2 separate regions of the Homo sapiens genome follow, and region 2 is linked to region 1. The links are chromatin contacts, found by Hi-C or POLR2A ChIA-PET in ENCODE. All regions are on one chromosome and are shown on one strand. Each heading gives the region's core, a stretch centred on a gene start or an enhancer-like site at or near the end of the contact. The rest is flanking DNA. Distances are from core to core; before and after follow the strand shown.

Region 1 (2,745 bases), core at 43-2,542:
ATAGCCACTTCCCTTTTTTTTTTTTTTTTTTTTTTTGAGACAGAGTCTCGTTCTATCATCCAGGTGGCTGGAGTGCAGTGGTGCAATCTTGGCTCACTGCAACCTCTGCCTCCCATGTTCAAGTGATTCTCGTGCCTCAGCCTCCGGAGTAGCTGGGATTACAGGCGTGCACCACCACGCCCGGCTAATTTTTATTTTTAGTAGAGACAGAGTTTTTCCATGTTGGCCAAGCTGGTCTCCCAACTCCTGACCTCTGGTGATCCACCCACCTTGGCCTCCCAAAGTGCTGGGATTACAGGCGTGAGCCACTGCGCCTGGCCTCTTTTTTTTTTTTTTTTTAGATGGAGTCTTGCTCTGTTGCCCAGGCTGGAGTGCAGTGGCACAATCTGAGCTCACTGCAACCTCTGCCTCCCGGGTTCAGGCGATTCTCCTGCCTCAGCCTCCTGAGTAGCTGGGATTACAGGCACGTGCCACCACGCCTGGCCAATTTTTGTATTTTTAGTAGAGACGGGGTTTCACCATGTTGGTCACGCTGGTCTCAAACTCCTGACCTCGTGATCTGCCTGCCTTGGCCTCCCAAAGTGCTGGAATTACAGGCGCGAGCCACCGTGCCTGTCCTGGATAGCCACTTTGTTAAAGCCAGCTGTATCAGATAATATAATCTAACCATGGAGTGACTATTCTGTCAGATTCACTGAGTTTTATACAGAGTGTGTATACTGAGTGGTGGGAACCTCGGGAGAATTGAAATCTGCCTGCCATAGAGTGGGTGGTCGCGGGAGAGGAGGTGGAGATGAGAATGACTCAGTGCTACATGAGAAACTCCTTTGTGAAGTAAATAGGTTGTATTTCATTCTGTGGCTTGAATACATTTTTAGCTGTCTTACAGAGAAAGAGAAGAAATAACCAGTGTTTATTGAACATCTATTTGTCAGCCACTGCATAGAGCACTTTACTTATATTATCTCTTTAAATTGTAATACTATAAGGCAAGGATTATTATCACCATTTTACAACAGGAGACAGTGGGCTTGGGGTTGTAAGGACATTTGCCTGGATTCAGTTCACCGATATTTAGTGTTGCTGGAATTAAAATCCGACTCTGTCTAATACCGAATCCCATGTTTTCTAGGAGCATCTAATAATGTTGCTCCTCTTGAAAGTATTTTTATCATTCAGTTGAGATGAGAGGTCGTTTTAGTGGCGCTAGGGCAAATCACTTTCCTGCATTTCTGCTGTCTCTTAAGGAGCTCACCGACAGAGGTCACTGCTGTCATGGCCCTGGCTGGAGGGACAGTGGATCAGAAGAGAGGTCCTGGCCAGACTTCCCCATTCCAGTAGGGAAGCTGAGACTGCTCCATCTGCGTGTCACCGGGAAGTAACCTGTGCCTTTGTTCCCTGTTCTTATATCTGAATGTGGAACAGAAGAACAAAGCAGGGCTTGAGAGAGCTGAGTATAGTGGTGAGGGCATAGTTTATGCTGGGAGAGTTCTAGTAACCAAGAGCTGAGCTCCTAAGAAGTGGCCAGGGAGGGTTTATAGTATGAAGGCACCCATGCATATCTCTACAAAAACATATTCTACTACTCTCCTTGGCTTATTTCTCACAGCTCATGAGTCCCTTTGGGTTGGCCCCTCAGCCATCTCCTTTTCGCATCCTCAGAGGTTGACATGGAACATGGCACTGCTAAATGATTGTGGAATAAATGAATCCCTAGGCTGCCTGATTTATCTTTTTTTTTTTTTTTTTTTTTTTTGAAACAGGGTCTTGCTCTGTTGCCCAGGCTAGAGTGCAGTGGCATGATCATAGCTCACGGCAGCCTTGACCTCCGGCCAGTGATCCTCCCACCTCAGCTTCCTGAGTAGCTGGGACTATAGGCATGTGCCATCAAGCCTGGCTAATTGAAAAAAAATTTTTTTTTATAGAGACGGGGTCTCGCCATGTTGCTCAGGCTGGTCTTGAACTCATAGGCTCAAGCAATCCACCTGCCTCAGCCTCCCAAAGTGTTGGAATTACAGACATGAGCCACTGCACCTGGCCTGTTTCATCCTTAATAGCCTATAGAAACAGCCTAGTATAATGGGACTCAGGAGTCCTGGATTCCCCGCTTCCAGCTTCCCCCTTCACTAATTTGCTGTGGGGTATTAGTAAGTTCACTAGGACTTAATTTCCTCATCTTTAAAATGCAGAACTTAGACTTGATCTCAGATCCATTCCGGCTCTGCAGTTCTCTGAAGACATTATTGCACCATAGCTGCCTCAATTGTTTGAATAATCTCAGATTGGTTATTAAGGCTGGCCCTCAGGTTATGAAGACATGCGGTACAGTTCGGGCAAACATGAAAGGTACATTTAGTTCCTTTTCTTGTACACATGAAGTAATAGATTCATTGGAATATGATCTCTTCCTCCACCCACTTCCATCAATTCAGAGTGGATTTTTTTTCCCTTCCAGTTCTCTGCGTGTTTGTCAGCTTTAAAGGGAAATTTTAAGTCAGGAGGTAGTCAGAGGGGCAGGCACAAAGCTCAGCGGGTTAGGGGGGTAAATTCCTCTGAAATTTCAAATAAACCAGACTAGACTGTTTCCTAGGTAAATTTTTTTTTTTTTTTTTGAGTCTTGCTGTGTCACCCAGGCTGGAGTGCAGTGGCCCGATCTCAGCTCACTGCAACCTCTGCCTCCCAGGTTCAAGTGATTCTCCTGCCTCAGCCTCCCGAGTAGCTGCTACTACATCCATGTGCTACTGT
Region 2 (2,902 bases), core at 283-2,782, 84 kb after region 1:
ATTGTAACTAGTGAAACATTATTCTTACTAAAAGAATTTTTCCTTTGGTGAAATCTTTCTATTACACAAATGCTTTGATTTATGCATTTGACACAAACATTTTTTGATTTGGGTGGAGTTTCAGGTAAGTAAAAGGTACTTGAATATGGAAGAAAAGGGATTGTGCCTTCTTCATTGGTTTACTGTACAACTCTATATAGTCTAGGTAGAATAATGTCTTTTTACAATACAGGAAAATTTTTCTCTTGGCAAGTGAATAAAATCTGCTTTGAGATATTTCAAGGAGACTTGACTTTGTAGGTAGGGGTAATTTATATAACTCCCTGCACTTGGAAGATCATAGTGCTCTTCATAAGTGGTCCTTAAAGTCTTGACAGATTGGTCCTGTTGCTTTGAGTCTCGTATTTAGGAGCAGGGAGGGGAAGGGTGAAACAAAGAGAGGATGGGTAATTAAGGGAAATGGCAAATGTGGGGAAGGAAATGCCTTTAGCAGCTGGTGCTTAAAGGAATATATAGATCAGAAGGAGTCAGTAAATCCTACCATCACCAAGGCAGCAAGGACTATATTATCTACCTGACTTTTGATTGTAGTTTTGCTTTTCTTTGACTTTTTCCCCCCAGCTTTATTGAGGTATGTTTGGCAAATAAAAATTGTATACGTTTAAAGTGTACAACATGTTTTTACATATGTATACATTGTGAAATGATTACTAAAATCAGGCTAATTAACATACCCATCACTTCACATAGTAGGGTGGTAAGAACATTTAAGATCTACTCTCTTAACAAATTTGGCCTACACAATACAGTTGTTGTTGTTGTTTTGAAACAAGATATGGCTCAATTGCCTAGGCTGGAGTGCGGTGGCACAATCTTGGCTCACTGCAACCTCTGCTTCCCTGGCTCAAGCCACCCTCCCACCACAGCCTTCCAAGTAGCTAGGACCACAGGCGTGCACCATCATGCCCAGCTAATTTTTGTATCTTTTGTTGAGATGGGGTTTTGCCATGTTGCCCAGGCATGTCTTGAACTTGTGAACTCAAGCCACCTGCCCGCCTCAGCCTTCCAAAGTGCTGGAATTACAGGCGTGAGCCACCACACCCAGCCCAGTATTGTTATCTGTAGTCACAATGCTGTATGTTAGATCTCCAGAGCTTATTCATCCTGCATAACTGAAACTTTGTACCTTTTGGCCAACATCTTCCCATTTCCCCCACCCACCAGCCCCTGGCAACCTCCATTCTACTTTTTACTCTCTGATCCTGAGTTTGACTTTTTTTCTAAGATTTCGCATGTAAATGAGATCATGCTGTATTTGTCTTTCTGTGCCTGGCTTATTTAACTTAGCATGATGTCTTCCAGGTTCATCCATGTTATTACAAAGACAGGATTTCCTTTCTTTTTAAGGCTGAATAATATTCCTGTGTGTGTGGGCATGTGCGTATAACTCTCACATTTTCTTTATGTATATGTTCATTGTTGGCCCCTTTGTTGATTCCTTATCTTGGATTATGTGAATACTGTTGCAATGAACATAGGAATGCAGATATCTCTTCAAGATACTGGCTTTATTTATTTTGGCTGTATCCCCAGAAGTGGGATTGCTGGATCATATGATCGTTCTATTTTTAATTTTTTGAGGAACTTCCATGCTGTTTTCCATAATGACTGTACCAATTTACATTCCCACTAATAGTTTACAAGAGTTCTCTTTTTTCCACATCCTCAATAACACTTGCTTTCATTTATCTTTTTGGTAATAGCCATGCCGACAGGTATGAGGTGATATCTCATTGTGGCTTTCGTTTGTATTTCTCTGATGATTAGTGGTATTGAGCATGTTTTCATATACTTGTTGGCCATTTGGATGTCTTTTTAAAAATGTTTATTCAGGTCCTTTGCCCATTTTTTAATTGGATTGTTTTCTTGCTATTACATTGTTTGGGTTCCTTGTATATTTTGGATATTAACTCCTTATCAGATGTATGGTTTGCAGATATTTTTCTTTCATTTCATAGGTAGTCCCTTCACTCTGTTAATTGTTTATTTTGCTCTGTGGGAGCTTTTTGGTTTGATGCAATCTCATTTGTTTTATTTTTGCTTTTGTTGCTAGTGCTTTTAGAATTATACATTTAAAAAATCATTGCCCAGACCAATGTCAAGAATCCTTTTTCATGTTTTCTCCTAGTATTTTTATTATTTAGTTCTTATGTTTAAGTCTTTAATCCATTTCGAGTTGATTTTTCAATATGGTATGAGATAAGGGTCTCCAGTGTCATTATTTTGCCTTTGAATATCCAGTTTTCCCATAACCATTTATTGAAGAGACTATCCTTTACTTATTGTTGTTTCTGGCACCTTTGCCAAGAATTAATTAATTGGACATAATGTGGGAATTTATTTCTGGGCTCTCTGTTTCATTGGTATATATGTCTGTTTTTATGCCAGTACCATATTGTTATAATTACTATAGCTTTTTTTTTTTTTTTTTTTTTTTGAGATGGAGTCTCGTTCTGTTGCTCAGGCTGGAGTGCAGTGGCCCGATCTTGGCTCACTGCAAGCTCCGCCTCCCAGGTTCACGCCATTCTCCTCCCTCAGCCTCCCAAGTAGCTGGGACTACAGGCGCCCGCCACCACGCCCAGCTAATTTTTTTGTATTTTTAGTAGAGACGGGGTTTCACTGTCTTAGCCAGGATGGTCTCGATCTCCTGACCTCGTGATCTGCCAGCCTCGGCCTCCCAAAGTGCTGGGATTACAGGCATGAGCCACCGTGCCTGGCCTATAATTACTAAAGCTTTGTAATATATTTTGAAATCAGATAATATGATGCCTCCAGTTTTGTTTTTCTTACCCAAGATAGCTTTGGCTATTCAGAATCTTTTGTGATTTCATATGAGTTTTAG

What was found. Hi-C counts contacts between places; a loop is a spot of excess contacts on that map. ChIA-PET counts read pairs that join two places held with the same protein, here RNA polymerase II (POLR2A). Pooled maps may share reads with other maps.
Region 2: a loop to region 1 is called in a pooled map, with 2.0 times the contacts of the local background. The contact joins two enhancer-like sites. A Hi-C loop is called at or near these places in 1 of 50 pooled maps. POLR2A ChIA-PET finds 5 or more read pairs at or near these places in 4 of 52 experiments (AG04449, CD8-positive, alpha-beta memory T cell, OCI-LY7 and 1 more).

What each region holds. Positions count from the first base shown.
Region 1 is chr5:173,009,444-173,012,188 of GRCh38, forward strand. All of the region lies in intron 2 of ATP6V0E1 (ATPase H+ transporting V0 subunit e1), which reads left to right. Among named protein-coding and RNA genes, the nearest start is that of SNORA74B, 9.9 kb to the right of the region's middle. RefSeq lists a silencer at 583-877 and an enhancer at 728-807. Within about 2 kb of position 1,293, at least 14 of the 41 ENCODE cell types and tissues checked have a DNase peak (open chromatin) inside an H3K27ac peak, as active enhancers do.
Region 2 is chr5:173,092,710-173,095,611 of GRCh38, forward strand. The region is part of intron 4 of CREBRF (CREB3 regulatory factor); the gene reads left to right. Among named protein-coding and RNA genes, the nearest start is that of CREBRF, 38 kb to the left of the region's middle. Within about 2 kb of position 1,533, at least 3 of the 41 ENCODE cell types and tissues checked have a DNase peak (open chromatin) inside an H3K27ac peak, as active enhancers do.